Regions from separate parts of the Homo sapiens genome. Here region 1 is linked to region 2. Evidence: read pairs that join two places in POLR2A ChIA-PET (ENCODE). Cell type or tissue: PC-9. All regions are shown on one strand. Each heading gives the region's core, and the rest is flanking DNA. Links, peaks and the distances in the headings are about the cores only.

Region 1 (7,539 bases), core at 1,747-5,746, 140 kb before region 2:
AAATCAGCAGAAGTGATGTAACTTGCCCCCAGTAAGAAAGCATGTATCTGAGCTTCAACTCAAACTAAGCTTTATATCTCTAAGCCTACTCTTGTTTTAAAGACATATGTGCTTTTAATAACACAGGAGGTTATTTCCACCAAACTAACTACTTTAACAGCACAATCAGTAAAGTTACTATCTCAGAAAACTGATACAGAGCTAAAACAAGGCCCTCTGACCAAATGTGCAAAATGTTCCAAGTCACCTGCCAAAGAATAGATACCCCTGAATGTCTAACGAGAACTCTCCTTTACTGCAAATCTGGATGTTGGATGAATGATTACATATATATAAAATTAACACTGAATTAGGTTTACAACTCCATTGGGTATACTTCTAAGAAGCTGTCACTTATTTGAATGTATATTCATTTTTCATTCTCAAAATCTAAAACAAATCTAAAGAAAAGGTCTTACCTGTTCACCTGCATCTTGAAACTCTTTGCAGGCATCAGGGAACACATCATAAATAATAAGTGGATAGCCATGTTTCATGAGATTTTTTGCCATTGGATTCCCCATGTTGCCCAGTCCAATGAATCCAACTGGAGTCTTTGAAGCCACTGACCTAGAACACACTGATTTCAATACATTATTTTCAATAGGGGCAAATAACATTTTTTATTGTAAACATTCATTTAATATTAGCAAGTCAATTGTTAGATTTTTTTTTTTTAATAAAAGAAACTTTCAGGAACCAGGTGCAGTGGTGCACACCTATAATCCCAGCTACTTGGGAGGCTGAGGTAGGAGGACTGCTCGAGCCCAGGAGTTTTAGAACAGCCTAGGCAACACAGTGAGATCCCATCTCAAAAATAAATAATAATATTTATTAAAAAAAAAACCCACTAACTTTTAAAAGGCAAATTTTAAACTAATGGACCTAACCACATTTAAAGTTATCAACAATGTGCAGGCAGACTAACTTCTAATTATTTAGTTTTCTGGGGCACATTCACAAAATTTTAAGCATTTTTCCTGTTTTGTACCTGTATAACATTCTTTTACCATTTTTAACAATAAACTAAATAATGTTATCATTTATAAAACACCTAATATGTAATTTACTTATAATGTGAAGTATTCCATATTATCTCCCTTAATAATGTGTATAAAAGACAGAAAGTATTCAAAAAGACGTAAGTCTTGGACCAGCTTCAAGAATGGAAAAACTTTTTACCTTCCCACTCCCACAGTTACAGAAACCATCCCCTCCAATGATACAAAAAAAAAAAAACTCAAAAAGATGTTAAACCCAGGAGAATGGAATCACCAGTTTATAAAGGTGGTCCTGGGGTAGAAAGGGGAGATACCTCCATAGGCTTTAAATGGCAAGTGTAACAGTATCAGGACCTTGGTCTAACAACTCTGAACTTTCAGAAAAGAGAGACTTCCTTATTATATTTTTATTTATTTATTTATTTATTTATTTATTTATTTATTTATTTATTTTTTGAGACGGAGTCTCACTCTGTCACCCAGATTGGAGGGCAGTAATGCAATCTCGGCTCACTGAAGCCTCTGCCTATTGGGTTCAAGCAATTCTCATGCCTTAGCCTCCGGTGTAGCTGGGATCACAGACACGCACCACCATGCCTGGCTAATTTTTGTCCTTTTAATAGAGACAGAGTTTCACCATGTTGACCAGGCTGCCATTAAAAAAAAAAAAAAAAAAGCCTTAAAAACTACACAGGTTTTATTTATTCTTTTATTTTTCATATAAGACTTTTTGAAATTACTCCGTGGGCATATGAATCAAAGTAATGCGTTACAGAGTGGGGAGGCTTTACAGTACTATGGAAATAGCGTTAGATGCAATTTTTCACTTTCTAGATTTAGAACTCCACTCAATAAATATTCACTGCATGAAGTACTATGACAGAGCTCAGAGACAGACACAAGCAACGTATGGTCCCTGTCCTTTAAAAGCTCACAGTCTAGTGAGGGAAAAGAGAGAAGTAACTCTCCTTGCTCTTCCATTTCCCAGCATTCTTTTTCTTTTTTCTTTCAAGAACTCCAGCTTTAAAATTTGTAGTGCAACAACTAATCACAGTCCCTCTTTTAAGTTTCAGGTCCCCTCAACTGAACTTAATCTGCTCTTCCCTGAACTGAATCTGAATGGAATGAGATTTGTTAAAAGCAAATTATTTGAAGCCCTAATGCTTAAGAACTAGAGGTCTTCTTGGGTTGGAAGCATATTTAATTCCTTTAACTTAATGACTGACTCTAACACTTCCATTAAATGTGGGTGTCATTTCTGTGCAACATCATTTAACAGGCGCTAAGTTTAATACACTGGTATAATAGTACACTGGTATAATAGTACACTGGTATAGTTTGTCTTTCTGGCCTGCAAGGAATTCAATGACAGAAAAGTGACACCAAACTGAAATTTTATTTTGATATTAAACAGAATGAGTACACTTCATCAGAGAACTCTAACTAATGCTCATAAACAAACTAGCAATAATAGCCAGAAAGAAAATGTGGCATTACTGTGTTAAGGTTGAAAAGGTGTAATTTAGCAATCTAAAAACTTCAGCAACTAGGAAGATTATAATTTAAAGACAGTTAATTTAACAGGCAATTCACTCTAGGTCAAACAATTCATAAGTATGGTCACGTAGAACCACAATTCATTCACAAATTCAACAAACACTAAGCAACTATCACATGTACCAAAAGAGATGCCAAAGAAGGTAAGAGACACAGTCCTTGCCTTCAACAAGCTTAAAACCAAGAAGAAATAAACCATGTACATAAACACTAACATAAGACAGTTAAAGATAAAAACACAATGCTGATGAAAAATGAGAATTCATGGTGTGGGAACTTGAGGAATGTGGCATCTGACCTGGATATTATACAAGGGGTAGGATTTCAAATGGATAGGAGGGTAAGGAGGAGGGGAACTCCATACAGAAAAAGGAACATGAATATATACAAGGAACTAGAAGAGCCATGAAGAAATGACAGTAATAGTTAATATTTACTGCAATTTTACTACATGCCAGACACTATGCTAAGCACTTTATAAACAGACCTATTACCATATGCTATATATGAAGCCCATCTTACAGCTGAGAACCCTGATGCTGAGTTGAAGTAAAATACCTAATACTTTACTAAGTTGTAATGCCAAGATTCAAATCCAGACATTCTAATTCTAGAGTCTCCACTTGTAAACATTGTATGATACTGCCCTCTATTCTTCCTAAAGAATGCACAAAGAAACAAAACAGCAAGAGATTAAGATTAAAAAAAAAATGCAACCATAATGTGGAAGGATAGAAGGATGCTAAACAACTTGTATTTTGTAGGCAAGAGGTAGTTATTGAAACAGTGGGCAAGAGAAATGACAGATGAGACTTACACTTTAGGAACAGAAATGAGGCAGCAGTGTACAATGAATGAACTTGAAGAAAAGAGCCTGGAGGCAAGAAGACCAATATAAAAGTGACAGTAATCCTCTAGATGCCTTAGTTTGAGCTACTATAACAAATATACCATAATGGCTTAAATAACGAACACTTATTTCTCACAGTTCTGGAGGCCAGGAAGTCCAACATGAAGGTGACAGCAGATCCAGTGTCTGGTAGGTCCACTTCCTCGTTTGCTGATGGCCATTTTCTCACTGTATCCTCACATGGTAGAGAGCAGAAAGAGAAGCCACTCTCATGTCTCTCTGTACAACAGCACTAATCCTATTCACAGGAGCTCTATCCGCATGATCTAATTGCCTCCCAAAGGGCCTAGCTCCTAATATCATTATATTGAGGGTTAGGAATTTTGGCCAGGCGCAGCGGCTCACGCCTGTAATCCCAGCACTTTGGGAGGCCAAAGTGGGTGGATCACCTGAGGTCAGGAGTTTGAGACCAACCTGGCCAACATGGTGAAACCCAGTCTTTACTAAAAATACAAAAATTATCCAGGCATGGTGGCATGTGCTTGTAATCCCAGTTACTCAGGAGGGTGAGGCAGGAGGATTGCTTGAACATAGGGGGTGGAGGATGCAGCGAGCCAAGATCGCACCACTGCACTCCAGCCTGGGTGACAGAGCGAGACTCCGTCTCAAAAAAGAAAAAAAAAGGAATTCAACATATAAATTTTGTGGGGACATAAAATTTCAGTCCATAACAAAGTCAAAATTAATAAAGTGTGGTAGCCACAGGAAAAGACAGGTATAAAAACTATTTCAAAGACAGAAGTAAAAGGATAAAACAATGGATTGGATTATAGGCTAAAATAAGGGTGAGGTCCAAAATGACAGTAAGAGAATAGTGTTATCAATACCTAAGTGAAGAAATCAAGGAGAGCTGGCTCAGTTTTACCCAGGGTAACTATGAACTGTCAATGAGCTGAAAAGATGTCCAACAGACTATTAGAAATACCATGACCGGCCGGGCGTGGTGGCTCACGCCTGTAATGCCAGCACTTTGGGAGGCCGAGACGGGCGGATCACGAGGTCAGGAGATCGAGACCATCGTGGCTAACATGGTGAAACCCCGTCTCTACTAAAAATACAAAAAAAATTAGCCGGGTGTAGTGGCAGGCGCCTGTAGTCCCAGCTACTCGGGAGGCTGAGGCAGGAGAATGGCATGAACCTGGGAGGCGGAGCTTGCAGTGAGCTGAGATCGCACCACTGCACTCCAGCCTGGGCGACAATGTGAGACTCTGTCTCAAAAAAAAAAAAGAAATACCATGACCAAGGTTTCAGTGATAGGATGAGAAAAAAGAGATATACCTGGTAGCCATTTGTCTCAAAAGTTAAGAGGTGAAATTTGTAAAAGTTAATAAAATCACCAGATGAGTATGAAGAGGCTGAAGGCCAAAGTTGAACCTCTCTGAAGCCCAAGGGAACGTGTATACTCAAAAGTCAAAAAGTCAAAACCAACCCTAAGCTGAAACAGATGTTAGAATTAGAAAACAAGGACGTTAAAAATTATAACTGTAGTCTATATATTCCAAAGGTAGAATTATGAAAGATATTTTTATCAATACAAATTAAATTTCTTGAGATGAAATCTACTACTAAAATATGTGAGATGAAAATTATACCAGAAGATTAACTGAAGAGTAGATACCAAAGGAAAGATTAATAACCTTGAAGATACAGCAATAGAAACTATTCAAAACACAAAGAAAAAAATAATTTAAAAAATAAAGAGAGCATCAATAAGCTGTGAGACAGCTTCAACCACCCAAACACATATGTAACTAGAGTCCTCAAATGAGAAGAGAGAAGTGGGGCAGAAAATATGTGTGAAGAACAAATGGCCAAAAATGTTCCAAAGTTGATGAAAACTACAAACCCCATGCATCCAAGGAACTCTATGAACCCCAATACAAGAAACATGAAGAAAACCATATTAAGATGCATCACAATCAAACGCACAAGAGCAGCCACAGGAAAAAGGACACACTATGTAGAAAGGGAAAAAGATAAGGATAAAGGCAGATTTCTCATCAGAAACAATGCAAGTGAGAAGACAGTGGTGCAACATTTTTTAAATACCAGAAGGAAAAAACAACTATCAAGCTAGAAATCTATAACCAAGAAAAATATACAAATATTTGTATATTCCAGAGGTATGAATCAATCTCAGGGGTATGATGATGGATATGTTTACCATTTTTTTGTGTTTTTTTTTTGGACAGGGTCTCACTCTGTCGCCCAGGCTAGAGTGCAGTGGCATGATCACAGCTCGCTACAGCCTCAACTTCCCAAGCTCAGATGATCCCACTTCAGCTTCCCAAGTAGCTGGGACTACAGGCACATGCCACCAGTCCTGGCTAATTTTTGCATTTTTTTGTAGAGATGAGGTTTCATCATGTTGGCCAGACCAGTCTCGAACTCCTGAGCTCAAGCAATCAGTGGGCCTCAGCCTCCTAAAGTTCTAGGAGCGCAGGCGTGAGCCACCGCACCCAGCCACACTCTCTTGACTGTGATGATAGCTTCACCGGCTTATATACATCAAAACTAATCAAACTGTATACTTTATGTACAACTTATCATATATCACTATATTGCTAATAAAGCTGTTTTTAAAAAGTCAGTATCATATATATAGAAACAAACAAGAGAAGACAGTTCTCAATTAGTACTAAAGTGATAGATCAAATGTAAAGTGTGAAGTCTGAATGGATCCTGACTTTAAAAAAAAGCTAGCCTTTAAGAAAATAATGAAATTTTGAATGCAAATTGTACATTAGATGATACCATGGAATCACTGCTAATTGGCTTAGGTAGGATAATGGTAGTTTGGTTACATAGGAGAATATCCTCATTCTTAGATTCATGCTGAAGCATTAGGGTTAAAGTGTCATGTCAGCAATTTACTTTCAAATGATTCAAGCGGGATAGGTATATATGTGGAAGAAAAAAAGTCAATGTGGCAAAATATTAACAACTTGTTTCTAAGGAAAGAGTATATGGATGTCAGTTATATTATTCTTTCAATACTTTCTGCTTCATATTTTTCATAATAAAACAAGGGGAAAAAGATTAGCATATCTATATGGAAAAAATATCACAAACAGATAAAATACAAATAAGAAAAACACTCTAACACATGACAAAAATAGAGCTACTTTGTTTTATATGTAAAATAACTTTACAATCTGGAAGAAAAACATGAATAATTTTTTAAAGTAGGCAAAAATCACAAAATGACAACAGAAAATATGTAAATTACCCCCCAGAAAACCTCTAAAAATATACCCAACTTGTCATAATTAGAGAAATGCAAAACAAAATGATGTGATACCATTTTTCACCTGTTGGATAAGTTTTTTCTTTGATAAAAACTACTCTTGGTAAGAAATAACTGATGAAAACATATGCTCTCATATACTGTCAAATTGTATATTAGGTCGACCTTTTGGATGGTAATTTGGCAAAAAAAAATTTGAACTTTTATTTAGAATTTAAATTTAAAACATGCATACTCTTTGACCTAGCAATTCCATTTCTAAGAATATATACTACACATGAGGGGCCAGCCAACTTTGTCTTAAAGAGTCAGGCAGTAAATTATTTTCAGCTTTGTGAGCCATTGTGAAATGGTGTTACAACCATTTCATTCATCTACTCTAGTTTGAAAGCAGCCATAGACAACATACAAACAAATGGGTATGGCTGTGTTCCAATACAATTTTATTTACAAACAAGGTGCCCAACTATGGGCCATAGCAATCCCTACTATGTATTAAATTCTGAACAACACAAAGATATAGTTTATTACAGCACTACTTGTAACAGCCAAAAAACTGCAAATAACTATGTATTAATAAGGCACTTCATTCATAACTAATTATATATTAATAGGGCACTTAATTCATAACTAAATGTACATTGTAGGACACTTGATAATTCACAGTAAATCAACACAATGAAATGTGCAAATGTTTAAAAAAAGGTGACATTTATCTAAAATTATAGGAAAAAATCTCCAGGATAAGTTATTAAGTGGAAAAAAAATGCTGAGCATTATCTATA
Region 2 (7,539 bases), core at 1,382-5,381:
ATGTTTCACTAAGGATGTATAGAAACGCCATGTTCAAAAGTTACTTGAACTATTTTTTTGCATACCTATGTTATAAATTTGTAATATAATTTCATTTGCTTGTATTTAATTTTAATATTTGCTTTTATTCTTCTGTTTGATTTATTTTTATTGTTTGAATATGTAAAACAGTTGCTTTGTTCAGAAGTCAAAATGATAGAAAAATTTTACTCTGAGGTCTCAATCTCTTCCTTGTTTTTTTAAACCCTTTTCTTACCTATGCCCATAGATAAACATTTTCATAAGTTTCTAGTTTATTCTTATGTTTCTTTTTGTAAAAATAAGCTTATATATGCATGTGTACATGTACATACATCCTTCTTTATCCTCTTCGTTCTTAAAAAAGGTAGCGCTACTATACATACCATTTTGCACCTTTTTCTCACTGAACAAAATAAGTTGCTAGTTACTCCATATCAGTTTGTAGAGATCTTCCTCATTTGAAAAAAATGGCCACATAATATTCCATTATATAGATTTACCTTGATTGATTCATTATTTCTTATGATGTTATTTTTAGTAATTTGCTATTAAAAATACTCAGACATAGTTAATGTAATACCTAAAACGTCAGAAGCGCATGACATTTAGAATTAATGGTTAATCCTTGTTACTTTTTAATGTAACAGATTGCCAGTGCAAACATGAGAAGTGTATTTGATTATTTGTTATTTAATAAGATGCTAAAAATTTCTCTAAGCATCTTTTTCCTATTTAAGCAAGACTTCTGTGAGGAAAAGCGTAGTTATGGAAGTACCTGAGAAAAATGACTACTAGTTGCTAAAGCTTTTAAAAGATTGTGAAAGTAGTTTGAGGTGATGGTTATAAAAAAATTTAAACAGTACATGAGGATACAAAGTAAAATGTAATCCTCATCCCTTCTCAGATAAGTAAGTTATTATTGAATTTATGAATATACGTATATTTATATTTTAACACAAATTAGAATTTATACATTTTTTCCTTTTAAAAAAATTTATAAATGGATATCTTGCACTATGATACACATGTGGATCTTTTTCATTCATCATAACAACTGCCTAGTATTTCTTCTCTTCATTTAACAACTGTGTAGTATATGTTTTTTGATTGTTTTTGATTGTTTATAGTCTTCAGCTTTTATAAGCATCCTGCAGTAAACATCCTTATAGCAATATGTAGGCACATTTATAATCCGTAGAATAAGTTCTTTCAAGTGGAATTACTGGGTCAATGAGTATTTAAATTTTGATAGTTATTTTCAAATTACCTTTCAAAAAAATGTTCTATTGATTTTTTTATTCCCACCAAGAGTATATGAGATATGTATTGTTTGTAATGTCTGCACAGACTTTGATTATATAGAGGTAGTATATCATAGTTTATCATAAATTCTCATGTTGGTAGACATTTTAGGTTCTTAATGATTTTTCATTATTTTAGTATTTTATTGAATCCTTGTAAAGCTAAACCTATGTCTATACCCTTTGATAATTTTCTTGGAAACTTATGGAAATAAAATTGCTAGATCAAAAGCTGTGAGAATTTTTAAGGTGCTGATGAATGTTGTAAATATCTGATGAGAAAAGATGCCAGTTACAGTTTATATAAGCCCACCTGTTTGTGAATGTGCCAGTTGCCCTAAACCCATGCAAATATTGGAATGTTACTGTTTTTTTGATCTTTGTTAGTTTGAAAGGTGAATGGCATTTGTTTTAACTTATTTGTTTGATTGTTGGTGAGTTGAATTTTTTTACTGCATAATCGCATTTATTTCTTTAGAAAATTTTGTATGTTCATGACTTTTGACTTTTGTTTTGTTTCTCCTTATTGACTAGAAAAGTTATTTATATCAAGTATTATTATACCTTTCTTGAATATATTACATATAATTTTCTTCTAGTTCTTTTTCTTCTCCTTTGACATATAGAAGTTGGCGATCTTTTTATAGGTAGATCTATTAGTGTGATGCCTCCGAAGATTTTGTCCATGCCAACACTGCATAAAATCATCATTTACATTTCCTTCTAAGGGGCTAACAGTTTAGAAACCAATATTGGGTTGCATTTTTTTCCTGATTTTACATTATTTTTAGTACAGAGATTAAAAACAGGAAGTTGAATAAACTAAATTTATTGTGTTTATAATGTTTAAATGTTATAATGTTTAAACATTAATATTAAAGGAAATAATTTCACCATGGCAATTTTAGCTTTTTAAAGATACTTTTAGGTTTGTCAAGCAGTATGAATTACTTTTCATTTTCCCAATGCCTCGTCTTTACTATTTGTATATCAATATTTTGTTTTTAGAACTAAGGCCTAAATCTGTTCTGTGTTTTTATAATGATATGAAATAGATTTATATTATATTGGATGTCTCTTGGGGTAGAAAGTAGGAAACATCTTTTAACCAAAATTTTTGGTGTTACAAAGAAGCTTTCGGAATGATTTTTACTGGTAGTCATACAAAATGAGGGTCAGTATTTCTAGCTGAAGAGATTCTGGGGGATGGGATCTTTTGTTTGAGCCTCAGTTTGGGCAGGTCCTTAAGCACTGGGTATGTTGCCTGACTCGCTGTACTTTAGCTTCCTTGTGTATAAAGTAGTAGCAGTGAAACCAAGTACATAGGGTTGTTATAGAGGGAACCTAAAACAAAGTTACTTCTTAAGTTTTTTGTAGGCATATACTCTGTAAGTCATGAGTAGAAAAACCAATATCTAAAATTTTGGCCCTGTTGAAATATGTGCGAAAATTGTTTCTGCTTCTGTTTTTTACTTGAGTGGTTGAATTACAAATATATTTATCTGCTTTCTTCAGGAAGATACTTGTTTTTTAAAGGAGCAACTTCGTAAAGCAGAGGAACAGGTTCAGGCAACTCGGCAAGAAGTTGTCTTTCTGGCTAAAGAACTCAGTGATGCTGTCAACGTACGAGACAGAACGATGGCAGACCTGCATACTGCACGCTTGGAAAACGAGAAAGTGAAAAAGCAGTTAGCTGATGCAGTGGCAGAACTTAAACTAAATGCTATGAAAAAAGATCAGGTAAAACAAGTTAATTTTGAATTTGCATTTTGATTTAAGAAACCACTATAATCTCACAAAGTAGTAAATTGTGTTAAGATAAGACAGGTCAGATTTCTGCCTTATTTTAAATTTAAAATTTTCATTCCTTTTGTTTAGTCATTGTGACTTCTTGGCTTACAGTTAATGTGTGCTGTAAGGAAAACTTCTGTAAGCAGAATTCTTAATGGTTGGTGAAAGCTGCCCTATTGATTAAATATATTGATGTCAGATATGTATTGTTTTGTTTGGAATTTCTTACTAGCTGTATAAAACAGTATTATGGTTGTTTAAGGGAGTAATAATTGCTCTTCAGGAGGTGGATTATTTTTCTCTAGTTTTTTAAATGAACCTTAGTCCTAAGAATGTAAAACTGGACTTAACAAGAGACCCTATGTTGCTCTGTAGCCAAAATCCCAAAATAAAAAAGTGGCCGGGGACAGTTGCTCACACCTATAACCTCAGCACTTTGGGGGGCTGAGGTGGGAAGATCGCTTGATCCCAGGAATTCAAGACCAGCCCGGGCAACATAGTGAGACCTCATCTCTACAAAAATTTTCAAAAATTACCCAGGTGTGGTGGTGTGCAGCTGTAGTCCCAGCTAGTCCAAAGGCTGAGACAAGAGGATTGCTTGAGCCAGGAGGTCAAGGCTGCAGTGAGCCATAATTGGGCCACTGTGTTTCAGCCTGGGTGACAGAGCAAGACTCTGTCTCAAAAACAAAAAAAAGAAAAAAAGTAAGATTGAAGTTGGGGTTACTATTAACATTAGGAGGTATCAGATTTTTATTTTTTTCTTCAAATGTTTGTTTCTTTCTAGGACAAGACTGATACACTGGAACACGAACTAAGAAGAGAAGTTGAAGATCTGAAACTCCGTCTTCAGATGGCTGCAGACCATTATAAAGAAAAATTTAAGGAATGCCAAAGGCTCCAAAAACAAATAAACAAACTTTCAGATCAATCAGTAAGTATCATTAAATTTACACATAGTAAAATGTGTTGTTAGTATTTTTGTTCGAAAATCAAATTTGTAATATTCCAAATATCAACCTTTTAAATATTATTTATCTCTGCTTGATTTCAAGTCATTGGCCAAATATTGTAATAACTCTTCTTTAAAAAAGTCTGGAATTTTAATTTACTGGACAGCCAACAAAGGAAGCAAGGGCAGTAGCAAGGAAAAAACAGAAAAAAGTCTTCTTTTCTAGATAATTTCCCTCTTAAGTTCTTGATAAATATCTGTCACTCAAAACTCAATACTTATTATTGACTCTTGTGACCATGACATCTATCCTCATTGGAGTTCACCATTAATCATCCCTAGGTCTTAGATGGTGTCTCAGTTGTAATTGGCAAGTTCTTCATACTCATATTATGAAGATTCCTATTCCTATTAGATTAGGAACAGTTAAAGAGTGTTAGCTAATTCTTTTTTATTCCATTTGAGAATAGGTAGGTAGATTTGTAATATACCAAAGAAGATGTTTTTGTTTTGAGGTATGTATGTTTCAATGTGGGTCCTTAAACTGTGCTTAAATACAAGGCTTACTATCTGAGGAACTCCTGGAAATGTAGAAGAAACATATTTAAAACCTGAAATTGAAAGTGGTACTATAGCTCTCTTTTACTATGTGATGCATATGATACTTTCCTGGTCCTACTTTTTTAAATCAGAGGAGACAAGCAAGGAATGCATGTAGTAAAGTAGGAAGGCTTTTGTGAAAAAATATGATACTTTAAGTATGACTCACTCACATGTATGAATTTGGCCTGGGGCCTTTTGAGTACGTTATAACTTTGTAGTAGATTTCTGTGAATGACTTATTTTGGTGGTCTTTTGATGAGTTTATAAGAAAAAGCAAAATATAGTATATTTCTTTTGCAACATTTAGGTCAGTTAGCAAAATGATGTGTATAACTTTAGTCTTTGTTGGCTTTTAAAACAAGAGCAGCTTTGTGGACTTCTTAGGATTTCCTAAAGTAATATGTAAAAATATTATTTACTTAGTTACTGCAAGGAGGAAATATAACTAATTCATTGACTCATTTAACAACTTATTAACATTTTGAATAGGCTAATAATAATAATGTCTTCACAAAGAAAACGGGGAATCAGCAGAAAGTGAATGATGCTTCAGTAAACACAGACCCAGCCACTTCTGCCTCTACTGTAGATGTAAAGCCATCACCTTCTGCAGGTAAAAATCTTTTAGACTTTTTGTGTAGGGTGTCCTACATTGAAAAGTACTTATACTGCCTTCTTCCATGTGTTAGAATTTCAGGATGTTCATAAAAATTTTCATGTGATAAGTGAAGGAATTGAGGCAACAAGAAAATAAGGGTATAAATGTAAAATAGAGTCATGCAAGTGGTGAATATACACAACATGAACATATAAAATGTGAATGTAAACTAGTAGTTATCTTCTTGAGACTATTCACACATGTTAAAAATGAGCTGGTGCTTGTGAGTACTCATTTGGGCTACATAGGACAAAAGCCACGAATTGAATTTTTACTTTATGTTCCATTAAATCTATGGAATTTTGAAGCATTTTATTTGTGGATTTTAATTTTTAAATTCTGCAGGGGAAAAAATCCCCTATTATTCTCATATTTTTCTATTTATTCATTTATTTTTGGCTGCTTTGGATCAATGGGGGTACTTCTTCCCTTGTCAATGTACCTGTTGGCTGATGAGTTAAGTTTTTATTAGTTTATTAACTTATAGAACAGAATAGAGAGACATAGTGAGAACATTAATAACATGAAAACTTGGATTAACTAGGTTTTCATCTGTCCTGATTTTTTCACTTTTATGTAAATTTGACAGTAATGACGTTAAATACTAGAGAAAGTATATTTTCTTGTTTAGTGTGTGTAGTAATTGATCTTTTAAGTCTTTTTAAATGTAAACATCTTAGACTATTAAATATTAGGTTTATCCCCTGTAGGACAGAATTGAGCCTTCTGTTTCCATGTATCCTCTGTAGTACCTAAAATGGTGTTATAGGGTATTTACTTAATAAAGACTTAGTGGTAATGAAGGGCTAGAAGAATGATTTAAAATGTGTTCTTGGTGGGGTATGGTGGCATGCGCTTGTACTCCTAGCTACTCTGGAAGCTGTGGCAAGAGGATCACTTGAGCTCAAGAGTTTGAGGCTAGCCTGGGCAACATAGTGAGACCCTGGCTTTCAGAGAGGGGAAAGAGAATTCTCAGAGTATGGTTTTCCTACTTACCCTGTCTATTCAGTTATATAAGGAGAACAATTTTTGTGCTGTTATGGAACTCTTTTTAGCAAATTTTGTTTTGTTTTGTTTTTGAGACAGAGTCTCACTCTGTCCCCCAGGCTGGAGTGCAGTGGCGTGATCTCAGCTCCCTGCAGCCTCTGCCTTCTGGGTTCAAGCAATTCTCCTGCCTCAGCCTCCTGAGTAGCTGGGACTACAGGTGTGTGTCACCACGCCTGGCTAATTTTTTGTATTTTTAGTAGAGACAGGATTTCACCGTGTTAGCCAGGATGGTCTCGATCTCCTGCCTCGGCCTCGACCCGCCTTGGCCTCCCAAAGTGCTGGGATTACAGGCATGAGCCACCGTGCCCGGCCGCTTTTTAGCAAATTTTTAAAAAATCAAAGAATAATCCTTTATTATTGAATGCGAACTTGGTTCTGGCCAAACACACATTTAACAATTCTCAACTAGAGTTTATATATCCTTCTTTGTATATCTAGGATATGAATAGATATTTCTGTCCTTCAGCATTCCATTTACTATATTTTACAGTATACTGACCTTTAAGTTATTCTGAACAGGAAGATAATATAAGGGGCAAAATACTTTTTAACAGTCTTATATTCTGCCTTTCTACAGCAGAGGCAGATTTTGACATAGTAACAAAGGGGCAAGTCTGTGAAATGACCAAAGAAATTGCTGACAAAACAGAAAAGTATAATAAATGTAAACAACTCTTGCAGGTAAGTTAACTACCTTGTAAGTGAAAGAGATTTATAAAATGTTAATGACTTAGCTTACCTTTATTGTTTCAATTGATTGGTATCTTTGAGTTTCTTTTCCATCTCCATATAGTGTTACTTAGTTTCACTTTGGCTTTTGGGATGATGAGGTGGGCGTTTTGTGTACCTGTTCACATAGGCGTGTGTGTAGCATCATGAGACCTAAAGTTACTATTTTCTTTTCACCTAATAAAATGTTCTTGTTTGGGTAATGGGCAAATAGTTAATTGAGGTTAGAAATTATCTGTCATCGTATAAAGATGCATGAAAAATATTTGAACTTCATAAAAGGGAAGTGCTGTTTTTAAATTTACTATTATCGGCCAGGTGCGGTGGCTCACGCCTGTAATCCCAGCACCTTGGGAGGTCGACGTGGGTGGATCGCTTGAGGCCAGGAGTTCGAGACCAGTCTGGCCAACATGGTGAAACCCTGTCTGTACTAAAAATAC

The links. ChIA-PET counts read pairs that join two places held together with the same protein. Peaks named below come from ENCODE experiments on the same cell type or tissue, not always from the same donor. Only the 100,000 strongest peaks of a DNase experiment are listed, where the experiment ranks them.
Region 1: POLR2A ChIA-PET joins it to region 2 with 5 read pairs; 2 of 35 experiments call an interaction of 5 or more read pairs at or near these places.

Annotation. Positions count from the first base shown.
Region 1 is chr7:27,649,015-27,656,553 of GRCh38, forward strand. HIBADH (3-hydroxyisobutyrate dehydrogenase) reads right to left here. Exons shown (of 8, transcript NM_152740.4): 2 at 459-619. LOC105375211 (a long non-coding RNA gene) reads left to right here. Exons shown (of 3, transcript XR_007060268.1): 2 at 3,586-3,636. Among named protein-coding and RNA genes, the nearest start is that of HIBADH, 10 kb to the right of the region's middle. In PC-9, for the core only: no CTCF peak of the experiment used is centred there; no DNase peak of the experiment used is centred there; H3K4me3 peaks cover 305 bases; H3K27ac peaks cover 984 bases.
Region 2 is chr7:27,789,169-27,796,707 of GRCh38, forward strand. TAX1BP1 (Tax1 binding protein 1) reads left to right here. Exons shown (of 17, transcript NM_006024.7): 9 at 2,838-3,062; 10 at 3,898-4,044; 11 at 5,155-5,278; 12 at 6,948-7,051. Among named protein-coding and RNA genes, the nearest start is that of TAX1BP1-AS1, 52 kb to the left of the region's middle. In PC-9, for the core only: no CTCF peak of the experiment used is centred there; no DNase peak of the experiment used is centred there.